6 separate regions of the Homo sapiens genome follow, and regions 1, 2, 4, 5 and 6 are each linked to region 3. A link is a contact called in ENCODE Hi-C or POLR2A ChIA-PET data. All regions are on one chromosome and are shown on one strand. The core of a region is the stretch at or near the end of the contact, and the rest is flanking DNA. Distances in the headings are between cores, read along the strand shown. Region 1 overlaps SNX30 (sorting nexin family member 30). Region 2 overlaps SNX30 (sorting nexin family member 30). Region 3 holds the start of KIAA1958. Region 4 overlaps LINC02977 (long intergenic non-protein coding RNA 2977). Region 5 holds the start of SUSD1 (sushi domain containing 1). Region 6 overlaps SNX30 (sorting nexin family member 30).

Evidence for each region. A loop is a pair of places that touch in the nucleus more often than their neighbours do. ChIA-PET counts read pairs that join two places held with the same protein, here RNA polymerase II (POLR2A). Pooled maps may share reads with other maps.
Region 1: a loop to region 3 is called in a map of tibial artery, with 3 times the contacts of the local background. The contact joins the enhancer-like site here to the promoter of KIAA1958 in region 3. A Hi-C loop is called at or near these places in 8 of 168 maps with a recorded cell type or tissue (B cell, GM12878, OCI-LY7 and 5 more), 15 of 37 single-sample maps with no recorded cell type and 21 of 50 pooled maps.
Region 2: a pooled map shows a loop between it and region 3 (7-fold over the local background). The contact joins the enhancer-like site here to the promoter of KIAA1958 in region 3. A Hi-C loop is called at or near these places in 8 of 50 pooled maps. POLR2A ChIA-PET finds 5 or more read pairs at or near these places in 3 of 52 experiments (HEK293, WTC11 and activated T-cell).
Region 4: a pooled map shows a loop between it and region 3 (5-fold over the local background). The contact joins the enhancer-like site here to the promoter of KIAA1958 in region 3. A Hi-C loop is called at or near these places in 5 of 50 pooled maps. POLR2A ChIA-PET finds 5 or more read pairs at or near these places in 2 of 52 experiments (PC-3 and naive thymus-derived CD4-positive, alpha-beta T cell).
Region 5: a pooled map shows a loop between it and region 3 (12-fold over the local background). The contact joins the promoter of SUSD1 here to the promoter of KIAA1958 in region 3. A Hi-C loop is called at or near these places in 1 of 37 single-sample maps with no recorded cell type and 9 of 50 pooled maps. POLR2A ChIA-PET finds 5 or more read pairs at or near these places in 3 of 52 experiments (PC-9, activated T-cell and naive thymus-derived CD4-positive, alpha-beta T cell).
Region 6: a pooled map shows a loop between it and region 3 (2.6-fold over the local background). The contact joins the enhancer-like site here to the promoter of KIAA1958 in region 3. A Hi-C loop is called at or near these places in 4 of 50 pooled maps. POLR2A ChIA-PET finds 5 or more read pairs at or near these places in 3 of 52 experiments (Panc1, WTC11 and activated CD8-positive, alpha-beta memory T cell).

Annotation. Positions count from the first base shown.
Region 1 is chr9:112,808,240-112,811,284 of GRCh38, forward strand. All of the region lies in intron 2 of SNX30 (sorting nexin family member 30), which reads left to right. Among named protein-coding and RNA genes, the nearest start is that of SNX30, 59 kb to the left of the region's middle. RefSeq lists an enhancer at 2,311-3,045. Within about 2 kb of position 1,277, at least 3 of the 41 ENCODE cell types and tissues checked have a DNase peak (open chromatin) inside an H3K27ac peak, as active enhancers do; they include OCI-LY7, where a contact is called at or near this core.
Region 2 is chr9:112,843,564-112,846,891 of GRCh38, forward strand. The region is part of intron 6 of SNX30 (sorting nexin family member 30); the gene reads left to right. Among named protein-coding and RNA genes, the nearest start is that of SLC46A2, 46 kb to the right of the region's middle. RefSeq lists a silencer at 1,222-1,331 and enhancers at 2,663-3,216, 3,237-3,328. Within about 2 kb of position 1,313, at least 3 of the 41 ENCODE cell types and tissues checked have a DNase peak (open chromatin) inside an H3K27ac peak, as active enhancers do.
Region 3 is chr9:112,484,582-112,488,076 of GRCh38, forward strand. KIAA1958 reads left to right here and starts at 2,246. Exons shown (of 4, transcript NM_133465.4): 1 at 2,246-2,537. It overlaps HSDL2-AS1 (HSDL2 antisense RNA 1), which reads right to left and starts at 3,063. Exons shown (of 5, transcript NR_171779.1): 1 at 2,398-3,063; 2 at 1,809-1,960. RefSeq lists an enhancer at 1,725-1,784 and silencers at 2,215-2,274, 2,355-2,844.
Region 4 is chr9:112,030,966-112,033,465 of GRCh38, forward strand. LINC02977 (long intergenic non-protein coding RNA 2977) reads right to left here. Exons shown (of 3, transcript NR_186812.1): 2 at 103-200. Among named protein-coding and RNA genes, the nearest start is that of LINC02977, 8.2 kb to the right of the region's middle. RefSeq lists enhancers at 1,101-1,190, 1,321-1,610. Within about 2 kb of position 1,251, at least 4 of the 41 ENCODE cell types and tissues checked have a DNase peak (open chromatin) inside an H3K27ac peak, as active enhancers do.
Region 5 is chr9:112,173,340-112,176,752 of GRCh38, forward strand. SUSD1 (sushi domain containing 1) reads right to left here and starts at 1,958. Exons shown (of 17, transcript NM_022486.5): 1 at 1,794-1,958. The coding sequence starts at 1,896. It also overlaps the pseudogene RPL29P20. RefSeq lists a silencer at 1,417-2,076.
Region 6 is chr9:112,862,135-112,865,350 of GRCh38, forward strand. SNX30 (sorting nexin family member 30) reads left to right here. Exons shown (of 9, transcript NM_001012994.2): 8 at 2,113-2,265. Among named protein-coding and RNA genes, the nearest start is that of SLC46A2, 27 kb to the right of the region's middle. Within about 2 kb of position 1,362, at least 13 of the 41 ENCODE cell types and tissues checked have a DNase peak (open chromatin) inside an H3K27ac peak, as active enhancers do.

The DNA.
Region 1 (3,045 bases), core at 27-2,526, 320 kb after region 3:
GACAAGGTTGTTCAAATGCTTTGCTTTATTACCTTAAGGCTTTGATGCTCTAGTCCTAATTCAGATTCCTGATGACCAGGGCTGGACAAAGTACAGAGCTCTTTTTGCCTGAGCTAAAATAAGTGAAGGCTGACAGCCAATGTAGGCAAAGAATTATCCACCCAAATCTAAGGTAAAAGTATCTTCTCTCCCCAGTGGTGGAGAGCCAGTTTAGGCCTTCTTAGGGCAGGCAGCTTCTGGCTCTTTTTTTCTGGAGACTACAAGAAAGTAACATCATAACAGCAGCTAGTTATTGGACACTTACCATGCACTGTACTTTTTTGCAGTTGAAACCCTTTTATTTTTATGTTATATAAGTAATGTATGTTCATTGTAGAAAAAAAAGAAAGTTCAAGTAAGCTAAAACACTAAAGAATGCCTATACGCTCACCAGCCAGAAATAATTGTTGCTGACTTTCTATACTACTTCATCCAGTTTTACAAAAACGAGTATTTTGTATACTGCCAATTCACTTAATACATTGTGAACATGTTTCTATGCTAGGAAATGCCAGTAAGCATGCTTTTATGCTATTGTTTATAAGACTGCAATAGCGTTCCATTGTATGGATGTGCCCTCATTTATTTTGTGCTAAATGCTTTACGTATATTATCAGTTAATCTTCACACTCAATGAAGTAGATATAAATACTATTATCTTACAAATGAGAAAATTGAGAGACAGAGATGTTAAGAAAATTGCTCAAAGACATGCAACTCATGGGTGGTGGAGCTAGAACTTGAGTCCAGGTCTCTCTGATTCTAAAGATAATAAATATTAATAATCTTGCCCAAAAGACATGATTTTCTTTCTTTTTTTTTTTTTTTGACAGAGTCTTGCTCTGTTGCCCAGGCTGGAGTGCAGTGGTATGACCTCAGCTCACTGCGGCCTCCGCCTCCCAGGTTCAAGCGATTCTCCTGCCTCAGCATCCTGAGTAGCTGGGATTACAGCACTGTGCCTGGCTAATTTTTTGTATTTTTAGTAGAGATGGGGTTTCATCATTTTGGACAGGCTGGTCTCAAACTCCTGACCTCAGGCGATCTGCCCACCTTGGTTTCCCAAAGTGCTGGGATTACAGGCGTGAGCCACTGCGCCTGGCCCAAAAGACATGATTTTCAAGAGAGGGATGGCCCCGATACCCAGCACTGTGGTCCAGTAGCATGGCCTGTGTGGTTGAAACTGACAATACAGAAGTAGGCTTGAGGGTGAGGAAACAGAGGCGAGCCTTCAATTCCCTTCAGGGTTTATTATTTTCTTGTGTTTAGCCTCATTACCAGTGGTGTGTAAAAAAAAAAAGAAAAAGAGTCATAACACCCCAACTAGTTCCTCTTTCTAAATGCCTCAGTGGTCAACAGAGTCTAAATGCTGCTCCGAGGCTGAATTATGTACAATGCAAAGTGGACGTTAGTTTAATGACACAGTTATTGCTGGTTGTGGTGTGAGCAGTTTCATTGGTGTAGTGATGCAGAACCCAAGTGGGTTAGAGTGAGCGAGGGGTAAGAGAGAGAAGAGTGTTAGAATTCTGGCAATGAAAACAAGCATAGAGAGCAGTGGTCAGAAGTGGGCATGGGTTTGAGGGAGAGGGAGGCTTTTTTTTTTGGACTGCTGCTGTTTTTAAGGATGAAAGAGACTTGTTTAACTGCCAGTTGCGCAGTATTGGTAGAGAAGAAGGCATTAGGTTGAAGATTGGAGAGTAGGATGGAGGCTCCTGGGAAGGCGGAGGAAGCTAGAATTGCCACCGAAGGGGCGGTGTACTTTTTCCATTGTTTGTGGAGAAGGAAGGGAAGTTTGTTTTGTGGCAGGAAGTTAAGGGGTTCTTTGCTTATATCTGGAGTTTTCTCTCTGAATAGATGATGAAGCCTTCTAAGGGTGGGGGTGGTTTGAAGTGGGGATTAGAAATTTTCACAACTTTTATGGGCTTTTTGATAAATGATTTGGACAGTGTGGGAGTGAGCTGACGTAAGGGAGTATGAAAAGGGTGCCTGGCAATGTTGGAGGGTCTGGTTGTAGAATGTATCGTGTCTGTCCGTGTGTTTGCTTGATTTTGTTTCTCCTCTAGCAGTGTGCTCACACACCCAGGTCTGGTAGAGCAAGTGGGTTTTTACGAGTTGGGTGAATGGGCAGTGGGGAGGGAACAACATTTAGATATTGCTGTAAGTGATTGAAGTTCTGGGCCATGGAATGGATGCTGAGTAAAGAAGGAAGGAAGTAAAGACATGAATGGATGGAATGTCAAGGAACTTTAGGTCCCAAGAGGCTGAGAAACCAAGGATGTTGGGAAGAGGAAGAGCCTGAAATATAGGGGATGCCGTTTAGAGGGAGATGTGTGGGTTTCTCCCTGGTGACGGTCTGGGAGAGGCTGTGGAATGGAAGGAAACATTGCTTGCTTAGAGGCTGGTGTTGTATGTATGAGCCACCTGGATCTCGAGGGCACTTAGGTTGTGGAAGGGCTTGGAAAGGAAGCCTGAGAGCCAGCTGCTTGAATCTTCAGGGCATCAGGAGAAATGGCAGAGCTGTCAGTGGATGACAGCTGTGCGGGAGAGATACAGGATGTATGTCACTGGATGGCACGAGCCTCAGAAGGGTTTTCACAGGGCGGTTGGGGAGTGGTGGTCAGGAGCTGTGTGGAACGAGGAGCATGTCAGCAGCAGCTCCTGGCCTTGGGGGCTGGGCGAGGCTTGTGGAATGCGAGCAGCTCACAGAGGGACCGATGGCAGGGAGGCCCGATTCTCAGGGAGAGCCAGGTTTCAGAATTTGAATGGGCAGAAGAACGACAAGACTTTATTAACTATGGCGTGGGTCTTCCAGAGAGCTTGGCAGAAAGATCTGAGAGGAACGAGATAAGTGGAAGTCCATGTTGGAAGAAAGGAAGGCAGAGGAGCGTGAGGATGAAAGGCTGGAAGCCTCTACTTGTCATTCTCAGGGCAGTGGGGTTTTGAGGCAGAATGGGACTAGCTGGTTTTTGTTTGATAAGGGAAGAGATCCCTTTGTTGGGAGATGGGGGT
Region 2 (3,328 bases), core at 63-2,562, 360 kb after region 3:
AGCAAAGGAGTAAGTGGTAAGCGGTGAGGTCAAAGAGAGGTAGGAGCCTGGTCCTGCAGTAGCTTTTTTTTTTTTTTTTTTTAGACAGAGTCTCACTCTGTTGCCCAGGCTGCGTGATCTCAGCTCACTGCAACCTCCACTTCCCGCTTCAAGCGATTCTCCTGCCTTAGCCTCCTGAGTAGCTGGGATTACAGGTGCGCACCACCACGCCCGGCTAATTTTTGTATTTTTAGTAAAGACGGGGTTTCACCATGTTGGTGAGGCTGGTCTCGAACTCCTGACCTCATGATCCACCCACGTTGGCCTCCCAAATGCAGTAGCGTCTTAAAGACCATCTTAAAGGCTGGTAAGAGTCTGGACTTTATTCTAAGGACTAGAAGAGAAGCCATTTGGTTTTATGCAGGGGGATGACAGGATGTGATTTTCACTTTAAGAAGACAACTAGTGCTACAGTATGGAGACTAGATTGTAGAGGATGAGAGTGGTGATTGGGAAGGCCGTTCAGAAGGCTGTCACAGGGAGCCAAGGGCAGAAAACTAGGTGGTGGAGCCTGGACTGCAGTGGTAGAGACGTGGGTGGATTTGGGGTATATTTTGGATGATGGGCCAATGGCACTTGCTGCTGTAGTGATGCAAAATAAGAAAGGAATTGGGGTTTTTGGCTTTAGCAGCTGGGTGGATCGCAGTACTGTTTATTGGGACGGGGAGGGTCCAGGGAGGAACAGGTGGAGCAGTTGGGAGTCCACTATTTTGGGCATGTGGAATTCAGAATGCCTCCTAATCATTAAAGTGGAGATGTCATGGCAGTTGGTTTTGAGTTAGTCTAGAGTGGGAATAGAAATTTGGGAGTCATTAGTGTATGAATGGTGTTTAAATCTCTGAGACCGATGGAGATTGTATGAGGAGATGTGATTGAGGTGCGTAGAGTGTGAAGGCCTGCGCCTGTGGCATGGTAATATTTATTGATCTATCACCTTAAGACGAAAGAACAAGTAGCAAAGGAGCCCACAAAGGAAGGGTTGGTGTGGCAGGAGGGAAGAAGAGGATTGCCTCCACGAAGCCAAGATAAATGTTTTAAGAAGGGGGCAAAATATATCTGTTGGATTTAATAATATAGACATCGTTGGTGATCGAGATTACAAGTGTGAAATGTGGATGCATAAGTTTTGGCTTAAAGACAAAGTTTTTCTTCCAGTTGGAGATAACTTCTACAACATTCCGGGTTAGTCCTTTTCAAAAGCCAATTTAAATTGTCAGGCGGTTTCTTCAGCCTGCCCGCCCCTTCCCCACAGGGCCACAAGGTGGCGCCAATGAGTCAAACTCCGGGAACGCGAACAGTTGGTGCTTTAGGTTGGCCATTTCCGGTGCCTTTCCAAAACTGAAATGAAGAGTTTTCTGGAAGATTGATTTGTCAGGGAAAAAATGTCCCCTTTCCTGAACAAAAGAGATTATACAGAGTGGCTAATTTCTTGCAGCTAAAATAATGTGAAGAAGCAGGATGTGAAATATGCCTGATTTCAAAGGCTTTAAAAAAATAAGAAAAATATTAAAATGAGAACTCTGAGATTCCCAGTAATGGCAGACTGAATACACATTTAAACTTCACCAAAATGACACTAAAACGATTTTGAAAAAAGTCACAAGCCCACAGACAAGAGCAACAGGCAAGGAGGCAATAGCAGTACAATTTTGGGAACGGATTGAGAGTTAATAAGTACTTTAAATGACTCAAGCTGATTTTGAAACCGACTGTGGGGGAAAAAACTGAGAAGCCACCTGGTTTACACCGCGGAACCCTCCAAAAAGGTCAAGAGTTGGCAGCACCACGCCCCTCTGGGACTGAGGTAGAGCTGAAGAGAAGAATAAATCTAGAGTCTGTTTAAGAATTCTAGCTTCTGATCCTCTCCTCCCTGCTCACACAGGGGCCACTTCCTTCTCCACTTTGGCAGAACTGGGGGTCGATTCTCTGGAGGGGGCCTCTGTGGAGCAAGAGACTCTAGGCACACTTGAGGGTGTTCAGTGAAAGATTAGTGATGTTGAGACTCTTCTCCTGCTTGACTCTCAGCCTTAGATCTTCCATGCAAGGAGGAAAAGAGCCTTTTCTAGAAAATCTGGACGGGCCAAGAGAAGTGACCCACAGATACTGATATTGGCTGGCGATGGAGAACCAGGGTGGTCCCTCAATGAAAGGACCCAGCCGAGTCTCCTATGGAGAATGTCAACAAGCCCTCTGTGCAGAGAGCTTTCAATCCATTTCCATGGAGTTTCCCTCTTGGATGAGTGGACAGACAAGGGTCACCAGATATGTAAGGGAAGATTTGAATATGAATATCAGAAGTAAAACAAAGAAGAAAAACCTATTGAATGAAACACTGATGGGGAAGAAAATTTCCAGAAAAAAATGTTAATATTTTCCAAAAGAGAAGATATCACAGCCATAAAACAGTAATTTTTAAAAATTCAGAGAACAAAGAGCTCTTGGAAATTAAAACCATAATAGGAATAAAAAAATTAATAGAAGAGTTAGAAGAAAAAGTTAAGCAAGTCACATATGAAAAGAAACCAAAAGAGAATTGGAGAAAAAAATATGAAAATTAGAGGATTAGACCATCTGAATAACAGGTGTGCAGGCAGAGAAACAGAGAAATGGGAAGCATCAAAGAAGCCATTCAAGGAAAAAGACCAGAAGGGAAGAAATAATGTATCACTGATTGTGTCTGTGTGATGAGATTATGTATGACTTCTCCCCCTCCTTTAAATTTTCCAAATTTTGTGTAAAAATATATTTTAAAATGAGGGGATAATGTGTGGTTTCAGTGTTACCAACATTGCCCCAGGACATCTAACTCGCAGGTGGTCCTGGTTTCCATAGAATGAATATGTAAAAGGAGCATGTTGAAAGGGGTAACCTGAACTCAGTCATTTAACCAGAGCTAGTGATATCACCAGTACCAGATCAGACTCATTTTCCTGCCTGCAGGAAAGTGCCCTTCTAGAGGGCTACCCTAAGCCACAGGGCTACGTGCGTATTTTATTTTTATTCTCATTTGTTCTTTATTACTGAACACCCATTACTCTACATGAATTCCACTTGGGTCTTGGGTCGTCAGCCCTGGCCTACAGGAATATGAACCATCCCATCCTGCAGTTCTCTGTGGGGGGTGAGCTGCTCCTGCTGCTTTGGTATCCTCTTCCAGCCCTGCATCCTAGCTCCCCTCTTCCACAAAGCTTTGAAGCTGAAAAACTTGGTGGGCTTGAAGAGGCTTTTTGGTAGCTGCTGACCTTTGGCGCTGGGGCTCCTTTTCTGCCTTTTCCCCTCCCATAGTTTG
Region 3 (3,495 bases), core at 996-3,495:
AGAGTTAGTTTGTTCAACAAGGTACCTCATCATGGTTGGATGCCTGCATCATTAAAAAAATTCATTGTAGTGAAATATCCTTTAAACAAATAAAATTAGATTTGTTTTGAAGTTGATTGTGGCAAAAACAATTTAAAATTTACCTTTGTAACTACTTTTAAGTGTACAGTTCGGTGGTGTTATATTTACATTATTGTGTAACATCTCTAGAAATTTTTCATCTTGCAAAATTGAAACTCTGTACCCAGTAAACATTATATCACCATTTTCCCCTCCCTCTACCCTCTAGCAACCACTATTCTACCGTCTTGTTTCCACAAGTTTGACATAATCCCACAGTTTACATACCTCTACATAGTTCATATAGGTCAAATCATAACAGTATTTGTCCTTTTGTGACTGGTTTATTGCACTTGGCACAACATCCTCAAGGTTCATCTATGTTGTAGCCTGTGATAAGATTTCCTTCCTTTTTAAGGCTGAATAATATTCCATTATATGTATATATCACATTTTCATTCATCTCTTCATCTGTTGATGAACATTTGGGCTGCTTCAACCTCTTGGCTATTGTGAATAGTGCTGCAATGAACATGAATGTGCAAATATCTCTTCGATATCCTGCTTTCAATTCTTTTGGATATTTACCCAGAAGTGGGATTGCTGGATCATATGGTAGCTCTAGTTTTAGTTTTTTGAGGAACTTCCCCACTGTTTTGCATAGTGGTGGTACCATCTACATTCCTATCAGCATTGCATAAGAGTTCCAATTTCTCCACAAGATCCCATCTTTAGAATATGCAGCAATTAACTAGGGGGTTTTCATTTTTGGTCTTTTTTGTTTGTACAAACATTATTGTGTCAACATTTACACAGATTTTAAATTTCAGCCTAGACCTGGAAGAGTGTTGATAGAGGAAGGTGTTAAGAACATCAACCGGAATCAGCTCTAGAGATGGAGAGGGGTTGGCAGAAGCTACCTAAAAGAGAACATGCTTGATGTGGTAATGAAGTTACCTGCTTGGATTCTGGACGACCCTGGATATTTTCTCCTTTGCTAAGAAGTTAGCTTCTTTCTCTCCCTCAAAAATATTCTTCTCTTCCCTTACCTACTCCAAGGGTACAAGTGACTGGGGTATGCCTGTCACAGATGAGGTGAGGCCAAGATGTGGGCACTACGTAAGGCCTGACAGATATGGTGTAAATGTTATTTATTACCATGATTACTGTTTTGGAGATGGTCAGTGCTGTAAATAGAAAGGGAGTTAAGAGCAGACTCTGAAGCCAGACTGTCCGGAATGAATCCAGGCTCCTCTAGCTACTATCTATGTGATGTTGAAAAAATTTCTTAATTTCTCTGTGCCTCAGTTTCCTTATCATAAAATGGCAATGTTAATAGCACCCACTATGTAGAGTTCTTAGGATTAAATAAATTAATATTCGCTAAGTACTCAGTGCAAACTGTGGGCACACAGCAAGTACTACGAAAGTGTTAGGTAAAATAAAGGTGGACCAAGCCTGGTAGCACCTAGCAAGTCCAGCTTCATCTTTGCTGTGCTGAGTCGTGTAGGTGGTGTTCTTGTGTCTCTGGTTTGCTGGAGGACCTAGTTTTAGTGTATTTTAGGTATCATTAAGCATCCCCGCTCCCTCGATGGGATAGGGGTGTGTGTGTTACAGGTGGTTGTTGGGCACCTTCACGGGGCAGCGGTGACTATGGGCTGTACGTAGTATCTCGGTAGAAAGTGTTAATGCACATCCCTGGGCGGAGAGGTAACTCTACTCAATGCGTTATAAGGGAAATCACACACCTCACGGATGGTGTAGGTTCTGTCTGCTCCTTGCGTTTCAGTGGAGGTGCACAGAGCTCCGGGGGGCATCGGGGACCGCGGGCCCAGGACGTGTAGTAGGGAGCAGTGCTGTACACTTCCTCGGACCATAGCGGGGACGGCGGGTTCCACACCTGTCGGGGCAGTAGGGACTGAGCTCGTGCGCGCGGAGGATGGATTGCTCCAACCTCTCGGTCCAGCGCGCCGGCCGCCGCGTGCGAACGTGTGTGCGGCAGGAGGCTCGATCTACACCTCCTCGGGGCAGCAACGACTGCGAGCTCGGTGCGTGCCGTAGGAGGTGTCGTTACACACTTCCTGTGGGTCTCGCCGACCACGGCGCGTTTCCGGTGCCGGCTGGAGCCCGGGGTCCGAGCCCCCGCCCCGCTCGCCGGCCCCGCCCCGGCCCGCCCGCGCCCCGCCCCCTGCCCGCCCGCCGCGCTCCGAGCCGGGCGCGCGGAGCTCGGGGCGCACGGAGCGGCGCGCGGCGGTCGGCCGAGCCAGGCTGGCGCCCCCGCCCCCCGCCCCGCTCCTCGGTCCGCCGCCCGCCGGGCGCCTTCCCCGCTCCACTTACCTTTGGTGCCCGGCCCTCTGGCCGCTCTCCTCCCGCCCTCGCGCCCCTTCGGCCCGTCCCGTCCAGCCCGGGCTGCCCGGCTCTCGCAGGCCCCCCCGCGCCGACCGCGTTCCTATGGACAGACGCACAGACACCTGCAGGTGGGTGAGAGCCCGCGCGCGGGGCGGGGACGAGTGCGCCGACGCCGCGACCCAGGCGGGGAGCCCCTTTGTGTGGGGGGCGGCCGCGCCGGGGTCGACTCTGCTTCCCCGTCAGCGGCCGCGCGGTGACCCGGCTGAACCTTCCTTTTGTCTCCTCTCGGGGGAGCGAGGCCGGAGCGAGGGCAGGGACCCGGGCGGCCGCTCGTCGGCAGCGCCGGGCTTGGGGGTGCGAGGCGCAGAGACCCCCGGTGGCGGCTCCGGTCCGCCTGCCCCGGGCCGCCCCGCCGCCCGGCAGCTCGGGTCTCAGCGGCGGCTGCAGGCGCAGTGCGTGGGGCTGGCGCCCCCGCTCCTGCTCTTGGGTCTGTCGGAGGTGGGAAGGAGGGCGGGAAGGAGGAGGAAAAGGTCTGTCCTCTTAGTTTCCAAGTCTTGAGATGCTTATGGAGAAAGAGAGGTGGTTCAGGGCTCTGCCCCACTAGTTTTCCTCCTCGGGTGGCTCGCCGAGGTGCGTTTGGGGCGTGTGTGAAGGAACGTGCATGGCTTCGCTCCCTTATTTATTGTTTCTAACGGAGGAGGGCTTTCTCCAAAAGGCTCTTCCGCCCCCCCACCCCCATCTGAGGCTGCGCACAGTGATTTGTGTTTGTTATCAAATATATCGAGAAATGTATTCCCCTGGGTAGGAGGAGGTTGGACTGAACAACGTCAAACCAAAATCAAAGAATGTTTTTGGTTCCTTCAAGTCTTTTTTTTTCTTTAAGGTTTTAGATTGGGACTTTAAAAAAAATGAACGTGGCTGTGATTTTTACAATTATATGTATTTAGTGTGTGTGCGTGTGTGTGTGTGTGTGTGTGTGTGTGTTTTGAAGTTTAGGAGTAAAGTTTTGTTTTTTCCCGAACTCGTTAGGATTCGCAAGACGGAATCCTCTCCCGACGAAATAAACAGCTAACAAGCCAGTCAGGT
Region 4 (2,500 bases), core at 1-2,500, 450 kb before region 3:
ACCATTGCACTCCAACCTGGGCAACAGAGCAAGACTCGGTCTCAAAAAAAAAAGAAAAGGTTGAAGATGTTGTGATAACTAGTATATAAAAAAAAATCTCACCTGCCATTTTGATAGTGAAAATTTTGGTCAGCTGTCTGATGCCCACCCAGCTTTCTACTCCAGTGTTCTCATGTTCCTCATTTGTTGCTTCACTTTCTCTGGTACAAAAACAAAAACAAAAATACAGGTGTGACAGCAGAAGCCCAGACAGCAAAAGCAAGAAAAGACAAATGGGATTATATCAAACTAAAAGTTTCTGCAGAGCAAAGGAAACAATCAACAAAATAAAAAAGCAATCTATAGAATGGGAAAAAATATTTTTAAACCATATATCAATAAAAAGTTAATATCCAAAATATTATATGTAAGGAACTAATACCACTCAACAGCAAAAAAAAAAGCAAGTTACCTGATTTTTTAAAAATGGGCAAAGAACCTGAATAGATTTTTTTCAAAGAAGATATATAAGTGACCAACAGGTATATGAAAAGGTGTATGACATCACTAATCATCAGGGAAATGCAAATCAAAACCACAATGAGCTTTCACTTCACATCCGTTAGAATGGCTATTAACAAAAAGTCAAAAGATAACAAGTGTTGATGAAGATATGGAGAAATGAAACCCTTGCACACTGTTGGTGGGAATGTAAGTGGGTACAGCCACTACGAAAAACAGTATGGTAGTTCCTCAAAAAATTAAAAATAGAACTACGGTATGATCCAGCAACCCCACTTCTGGGTATATACCCAAAAGAAATAAAATCAGTATGTGGAAGAGGTTATCTGCACTCCCATATGTATTACACAGTCGTTCACAATAGCCAAGACACGGTATCAACCTGAGTGCCTGTAGACAAATGAATGGATAAAGAAAATATTCATACACACACATGAATATCATTCAGCCAAAAATGAAGGCGGCTAGGCATGGTGGTGCATGCGTGCAGACCCAGCCCCAGCTAGTTGGTAGGCTGAGGCAGGAGGATTGCTTGAGCCCAGGAGTTCAAGACCAGCCTTATCTCAAAAACAAACACAAAACAAAGCAAAAACAGAAAGAAGGGGAAGAAGGGGAAGAAGAAGGGGAAGGAGAAGGAGAAGGAGGAGGAAGAAGGAAGAAGAGGCAGAGGAGGAAATCCCTGTCATTTGCAACAACATGCATGAACCTAGAGGACATAATGCTAAGTGAAATAAGCCAGACACAGAAAGGCAAAGGCAAACACTGCATGATCTCACTTGCAGGTGGAACCGAAACAGAAGAACTCATAGAAACAGAGAGCAAAAGGGTGGTTACCAAAGTTAGGGGTTGGGGAGGAATGGCGAATGTTGGTCAAAGAGTACAAACTTTCAGTTACAAGATGAATAAGTTTTGGAGATCTAATGTATAGCATGGTGACTAGAGTTAATAATGTATACCTGAAATGGGCTATAGGAGTAAATCTAAGTGTTCTCACCACACACAAAAAAGGTGAGGTGATGGATGTGTTAATTAGCTTGATTGAGGTAATCATGTCACAGTGTATAGGTGTATCATATCATCACATTGTATGCCTTAAATACATAAAACTTTTATTTGCCAATTATACTCCAATAATGCAGGACAAAGTATACAGGTCTGACATCCAGAGAAAAATATCAGCAGACTTAAAATATCTGATCATTTTCCCCCGGAGGAGGATTGTACAGTTTTTTTAATTGATGAGTAACAATTTTATGTAGTAAGCCTATTCACTCTCTGTTAACCACATTTATTGCAAACAAGTTTTTCCCAAATGTTTAGACATTTATTCCTACTTATTCTCACACTTCCCTGATAATTCACTGAAATTGCGATCAAGGCTTTATTCTCAGCAGGAAGTACTTGTACTTCTCTAAGTGACAGACAGGCTTAAAGAGTGGGCTCAAGGGTGGACCAAGGGCAACTGCAGATAGGCCAATTAGACAAAAACATTCAGGAAACTGGTAGTTAAAATAAATAAATTAAGCCTGTGGTGATTCAGCAAGCTTATTTCTGGAAATAGTTTTTTTTTAATCTACATACTTTGGTTTTAGAGTATGTGGCATAAATATTGAATGTGGAGCATTTCCAAAATACAATATAACTCAGACTAACTTAAATAATGATTCCTTTTACTGTGCATCAAACCTCACTTTTTTGTGTTATGGATGACTAAAAAACAAGTTTTCTTTCTTTATAAGCATTAGTTTTATTAAAGCAGTTGTAAATGGTTCTATAACCACCCTTGCAATGGGGCTCCTGAGGGACTTCCTTGAAATTAGATTGGAAATTCACTGAGATCAGAGGACATTGGAGCTTTCCAGTTGGAAAACACTTGAAAGTTCAGTCTGGCTGGGCATCCTCTCTTTTGGACCCAATCTCCGGTTCTCATTTCACTTGGAAAGTACCTGCTTAAAAGTTTACTTTCTTGTTGCTCAATTTAGACCATTTATTTTCCTTT
Region 5 (3,413 bases), core at 708-3,207, 310 kb before region 3:
GGAAATTTCCTTCCACTTCAGGATCAGCGTTTGGTTTTAGTAAGGAAGATGGGGGTTCCTTAGACCCTCTTTCCCCCGCCTCAAGTTTACTTATACAAATAGCAAAGGAGGACATCAGCCCCATGCAGATGGCAGTCCAAGGGGGACAATCCTTCTGTCCTCACGTTGGCAGACACAGATCTCTACTCTGAAGGCTTTGTAGGGGCCTGAGCTCCTTCGGGAGTCTGAGCTGGAACTGAAGCTGGAGCTGCAGCCTGAGCCTTGGTTTGATCCTTGACCTTGGTCTTTGGCTGGCACAGCCTGAGCCCCTTGGCAATGCGGGCACGAGCACGTTTCCCAAGCTTGAGGTGGGCAACGTAGGCAAGAGCTGACACCCTTTGGAATCTTGGGCTTAACCTCCTTGGGGTTTATGAGGGCAAGGCCTCAGCACGTGCACTCATGGCCTTGGCACTGTCGCCCTGCATCTTCTTTAGGCCCCTCTTATTGTGCTTCTTGGCAAACCGCATGTTTGTCAGGAACTTGGGGTCCACCCCTTTAAAAGATTCGTATCTTTGTGATCCGGGTTTCATGATGCCGTTTCTGTGCCATTTTCGGGACTGGTTGTGTGTGGTGTGGTGCTTGGATTTGGCCATGTCTGCACTGTAACCTGTGGCTCCCGAAGCGCCTAGAACTGGCTAGACCCACTTTTCTTGTCACTCCCTGAGACGGCTTCCAGTGGCTTCCAGGCACAGCTAAGTCCAAAGGCCTAGGTCTGCCAATCAAGGCACTCTGCCCTCTGCCTCTGGTGCCTCCGTGTGCTTCCTTCCCTTCTCCCCCGGGCCTGAATTCTGAAGGAATTCATTCATTCTACACTCATTTGTGGAGAGGTGACAGTGCCTTCTGCTATGAGCTGGGATACCTTTTTCACATTTTCCCATATCCAAATATGACCAATCATTGATGGCCCAGCTCAAGGGTCACCACCGATTCCCCTTTCCCTGCCCTCACCACCCACACCTTCTCATGGCACCCATGCCATTCTGCCTTGTATTACAGTTATGTGGATGAATGTCACCTCCCCTGCGTGTCTGAATCCTCTGTGTAATTCCTACTCAGCTCAACACTGCATTTTGCAGAGGAGGAAAAACAACTCCCTCGATTGCTTGGAAATAGAACATTTGCTGGTCTAAATCCTCCAGACAATGAGCTCCACGAGGGCCCGCACTGCCCGCCCTCATCGCGCACAGGGAAGCTGTTCAAGGGCCATCTGTTGAATGAATGAGTGAATTAATGGCTTCACTCCTGTACTCTTCCTTACGCGTCTTTCTCACCATATTTAGCATCCGGCTCTCTAACAACGTGAAAAAATTAAAAGTGGTAAGAAAATTGCTTCGGGTCAAAAATGTGTCATGCAAAAGCCACCGCAGAGCCGGAAGCGTGACAGCGCCGCAGAACGCCCTGGCCTCCCCGCCCTTCCCCGGGCGCCGCCCTGCCCGGGTCCGCGCTCGCGCCCAGCCCCCACCCCGCCTCCTGGGCAGTGGAGGTCCCTGGGGGCCCGGCCAGGCCGCCTTAAAACCGGCGTCCCCCGGCGTCGCGGGGTCGGGCGGGGGCAGGGAAGCCCGGCGGGGAGCCCCCCGCTTCTCTGAGCTCCTCCTTGCCGATCTCCAACGGCCGGCGCGGGCCCCACCTGCGCCCCACGCCTCGGCACCGCGCCGGCCCGGCCCAGGGGCGGGGAAGCGTCCGTGCGCCCAGAGTCCTCGAGGCCCAGCCGGGGGCCCCGCCGGCCGCCCGTGCCCGTCCCAGCCCGCACTCACCGTCGGGGCCCGGCGCTCCCGCGGCGCCGCGGGCCAGGCCGAGCAGCAGCAACAGCGGCAGCAGGCGGCGAGACGGGCCCGCATCCCAGGGCCCCCGGCCCATGCCGCCGCCGGTCCCTCCCGGCGCGCCCGCGCCTCCTCCCGGGGCCCTCAGGGTGCAGAGATAAGGCTACAGGCGCCGCGGGGAGGGGACCAGCCGGCGGCTTCCGGCGCCGCCGAGGGAAGCGGGGGGCGCTGCGGGGTCCCCGGGAGGCCGCAGAGCGCGGGTCCTTCCTCTTGTCGGGGCCTGGGCTTAGGACACGCCCGTTCCGCGTCCGTCTCTGGCTCCGCACTTGCTGCCCTCTCGCCGCTCACATTCGCAAAGGGGGACAGACACTCATCGGATAATGACACAGCTGGACGCAGAGCCCCGGAGAGTGCTGGGGAGGAAATGTTGCGGAGGATTCAAGCCACTCGAGGGCTCAGGGAGGCACCCCCGGGGAGAGGGGTGAGGGGAGCAAGGGGCGGAAATCTTCCAGGACGTGAAAGGGAGCTGGATGAGGTGACCACAGCGCAAGGCCCAGATGAGAGGTCGGAAGACGCAGACCCAGGCCACCCAGGGGCGACACACTTGACCAGGTGACACCTGGTCACCGGGAGTGAGAGAGAGTAGGGCTGTGATGGAGGGAGGGGCTGGCATCAGTCCCCGCTGCTCTGAGGACACCCGGCTTGGGACGCGCTGATGCCAGCCCCTACCTCCATCACAGCCGTACTCATCCCAAGGGAAGGAGTAAACCAAGACCCAAGGATGAGAAGGACGTTGGGGAGGAATCTAAGCGGGAGTTTGTTGTAGAAATGGGGAATGGGGACCTAGAGTGAGAGCAGAGGGTTGGAGAGGGGCGTTGAGCTGCAGAGGGAAGTTAGCCCTCCTAACCCAAGTGATGGAGGTCGCCGGGAAGCTGTCACAGTTTCAAGCAGTGAATGACTTCATCACTGACACATCTCTGTCTGTTCTGTGGAATTGGGATTGGGGTTGGGTTGGGATGTGGAAGGCAAAGAGTCCAGCCCGGAGTTGCTGCAGGAATCAGGCAATAGAAGACATGTCCTGGCCCGGTGCGGTGGCTCACGCCTGTAATCCCAACACTTTGGGAGGTCGAGGCGGGTGGATCACTTGAGGTCAGGAGCTCGATACCAGCCTGGCCAACTTGGTGAAACCCCGTCTCTACTGAAAAAAAAAAAATTAGGTGGGCACGGTGGCAGGCACCTGTAATCCCAGCTACTCGGAAAGCTGAGGCGAGAGAATTGCTTGAACCCAGGAGGCGGAGGTTGAAGTGAGCCGAGCTCGCACCACTGCACTCCGGACTGGGCGACAGAGTGAGACTCCATAGACAGATAGATAGATAGATAGATAGATAGATAGATAGATAGATAGATAGATAGATAGACAGACAGACAGACAGACAGACAGATAGAGATAGAGATAGATGTGTCCTGCAGCTGGGCATTGACAAATGAGTGTGAAGAGGGCAGTGTGTAAGAGTGGAATCCACTAGGTTTTATGACTAGTCGGGGAGAAGGAAATAAATAAGATCCGGTTTGAAGGCTTTGAGCTTGTGATGTCTGTGGGAGCGCAGCCGAGAG
Region 6 (3,216 bases), core at 112-2,611, 380 kb after region 3:
TTTAGACCCTGATTTTTCTGGGTCAGTCAGAGTTCCCATCTCCAGAACACACCTGGGAATCTTTAAACCTGGGAATCTTTCCTCTGTGAACAGTCCTGATTCAGAGACCCTGGCTGCCCTCCTCTCCACGTGTCCTGGTGAGGTTCTCTTTCCAGGGCTTTCCATTTTCTCCTCACAGCAGAAGTTTCGTTAAGCAAACAGGAAGTTGCTCATAGGCACCCTCACCCCAATGCAAGTGTGAGCAGTGGCCAGGAGACGGGTAAGGGAACTGGCCTGTGCCTGTGGGGAGGTGAGGCCAGCCAGAGACACTGGCTCGCTGGGCATCTTTCCATTGAGGCTGATTCCTGGAGTGACTCTGGAGAGGCAAGACTGGGATACTCTGGTTTTTATTTCAGTTTTTCCTGAGGTAACCAATAGTAATGGGTGGTCTTGGGAGGAGGCAAAAGAGACTTAAATCATGGCATCAGAAGAAAAAGTCAGTCTCTGACCTGGTATGGTGGCTCAAACCTGTAATTCCAGTGCTTTGGGGGACCGAGGTGGGAGGATCACTGGAGGCCAGGAGTTCGAGACCAGCCTGGACAACATAGCGCCACCACATCCTACTTATTGTAGAGATGGGGGTCTTACTATGTTGCCCAGGCTGGTCTCAAATTCCTGACCTCCAGTGATCTTCTGCCTTGGCCTCCCAAAGTGCTGGGAGGCATGAACCACTGCACTCAGCCCAGTATTTTTTTTTTCCCTCTTCCAGAAGCTTATGTGCTTTGAAGAAGGCCTCTTTCCCCATCTTAACAGAAAAATTCCTTGCTTTTAAATTTCCAGAGTGTCTAGTTATCTCTCTCTCCAGCTCATCCTGGTTTCACCCATGTCTAGTTCCCGTGTCAGGCACATTCAAATTCACTTGCCTTGGCCATGTCTCTTCCCTGACTCCTGTGTTCTACAACCATCTCCACGTGGTCTGTGGAGAAGATGGCTGAGTACCCTGAAGGTGTCCAGCTCCCTCAGGCCTGTCTTTCTCATTGGCATCATTCTGGGTCAGCTCCTTGTCCACGAGGCTTGGGTATAAACCTCCTCGATTGGTGGAAGTGGACTCCCAGGGGTGAGCCATGGCTTGGAGACAGTTTGGTTCATGGGCCCCAGCACACCAAACATAAAAGGCCTCACTTGTGGTTGGGATACATTTGGCAGGTCGGGGGTTTGACCTGGCTTTGGGCCTGTCGGCTCCCTGGCCGCCATCAGGGCTCAGTGAAGTGCTTGAGTTAGGAGAGAGAAGCCAGCTTTGGGAAGCGCTGCAGCCACAAAGCCCAAACTCCAGCTGCACAGGATGGTGAAATTCACCAAAGCAAAGTGAAAGTTGTGAAACTTCAAGTGACATAGTTCCCTTTTGAGAAAGTCTTCTAAACCTCTTTAAGAAAAACTTGAAATAGCCTGCTGTATATTTCTTCTTTGAATTTCAAATTTTTTTGACATGCATAAGTAACTTTCCTCCTGTTTTCTCAGACTTCTCTAACTCTCCATTTAAAAGTATCTGCTATTGGGAAAAGCATAAACAAGCCTCCAGTTTATTTATGATGTGGGGTTCAGAGGAGGCAGCTGGCCAGTAGTTGTCTTATTGCAATTCTCTGATTAATGAGGAAAGGCATCATCAAATGTCACAGCAATGGAATAGTTCATGTGATCTGGGAGAACCTACCTCTTCTCTAGTTCCAATATGGGACACAGGAGAATAGCAGGGCAATACAAATGCTGTATATTTGCAAAGTCTGCACACACTTTCAAGTGTGGATGAGTAAATCCTAAAAGGAACCAAAGACATATGAGTCTGAATTGCAATGTTTCTTCTTCCTGTGTGTAAATGGGGGTGTTTCCCCCACGAGTCTCTGTTGTGTTTGGATGGGTTTGAAGATCTGGGTTAGGAGAGCCCCTTTTCAGAGCTCCTCCTTAGACCTGAAAACCCAAGGTTTTGCTTTCAAATAAATGCCTCCAGAGGAGGGAGCGTGTTGATAGCATTTTAATGTAGGGCTTTGGCCTTTGACAAATGTGTGCTCAGAGGAGCTCAAGGCAAGAGATGCCAGTTTTGTGTGCAGGGCACCCATGTGTGCCTCCCTTTTCCAGGTACCGGCGGACGTCGAGAAATGTCAGGATCGGATGGAGTGTTTCAATGCTGACCTGAAAGCTGACATGGAGAGGTGGCAGAACAACAAGAGGCAGGACTTCCGGCAGCTACTCATGGGGATGGCTGACAAGAACATCCAGTATTATGAGAAGGTAATGAGTGTGCCCAACAAGACTGGTTTCTAATGGCCAGAGCCTTTCACATGGGCCTACCAGAAATCCACAAGCTGGGAATCCTGCTAGTCTCATCTCCTTCCCTTATTTTAGCTGCTTAGTCTTGGCTCCCGCTTCATGCCCTTGCCCAACCATGTGGCTGCAGTGCTGGGTTTGGCAGCAGAGGGGGTGCTCACAGGGGTTTCCCTTGCACATGCTGCTGGGGAAGCAGCCCATTCGTCTTCCATGCTTTCTGGGCCTGGCACTGGTTGCTTCCCAGAGCCAGTCAGACCTTCAGCACAGTGATGCTGCCACCGAATGGAGGCTTTGGGGTTACTTTACTCTGTGTTGGGGTTCTGTACACAGGGTCCCTTCAGTTTGGTTGTGCAGTGAACCCCTTTGGTCATCTGGTGAAGCCTATAGACCCCTCACCAAAATACTGTGCATTTGTTTTTTAAATAGACTTCAAAATATTGATTTTAAATACGTAAAATAAAGGGATGTAGGATTACAAAGGAAAGCAATTCTATTAAAAACTTTTACTCATGGATCCCCTTGACCAGGTTAAGCAGCGCACGCACATGCGCGTGCACACACACACACACCCACACACCCCACTACCACCACCACACCCCACACACACACTACACACACACCACACCCCCCCACACTACACACACACCACACATACACCACACACCCCCCATACTACATGCACACCACACACCCCCTACACATACACCCCACATACACACCCCACACACAACCCCCCCACACACGACACCCACACACCACACCCACATACCTCACACAACCCTCACACACAACCCCCACACACACCATACACACACCACACACACATAGAGATGACTCTTATCAGGCTACAGCCCAGTCCCCTCAATCAAGGTTTGCTTGATTCGTATGTCCAGCAAACCAGTGCGAGGCCAGGTG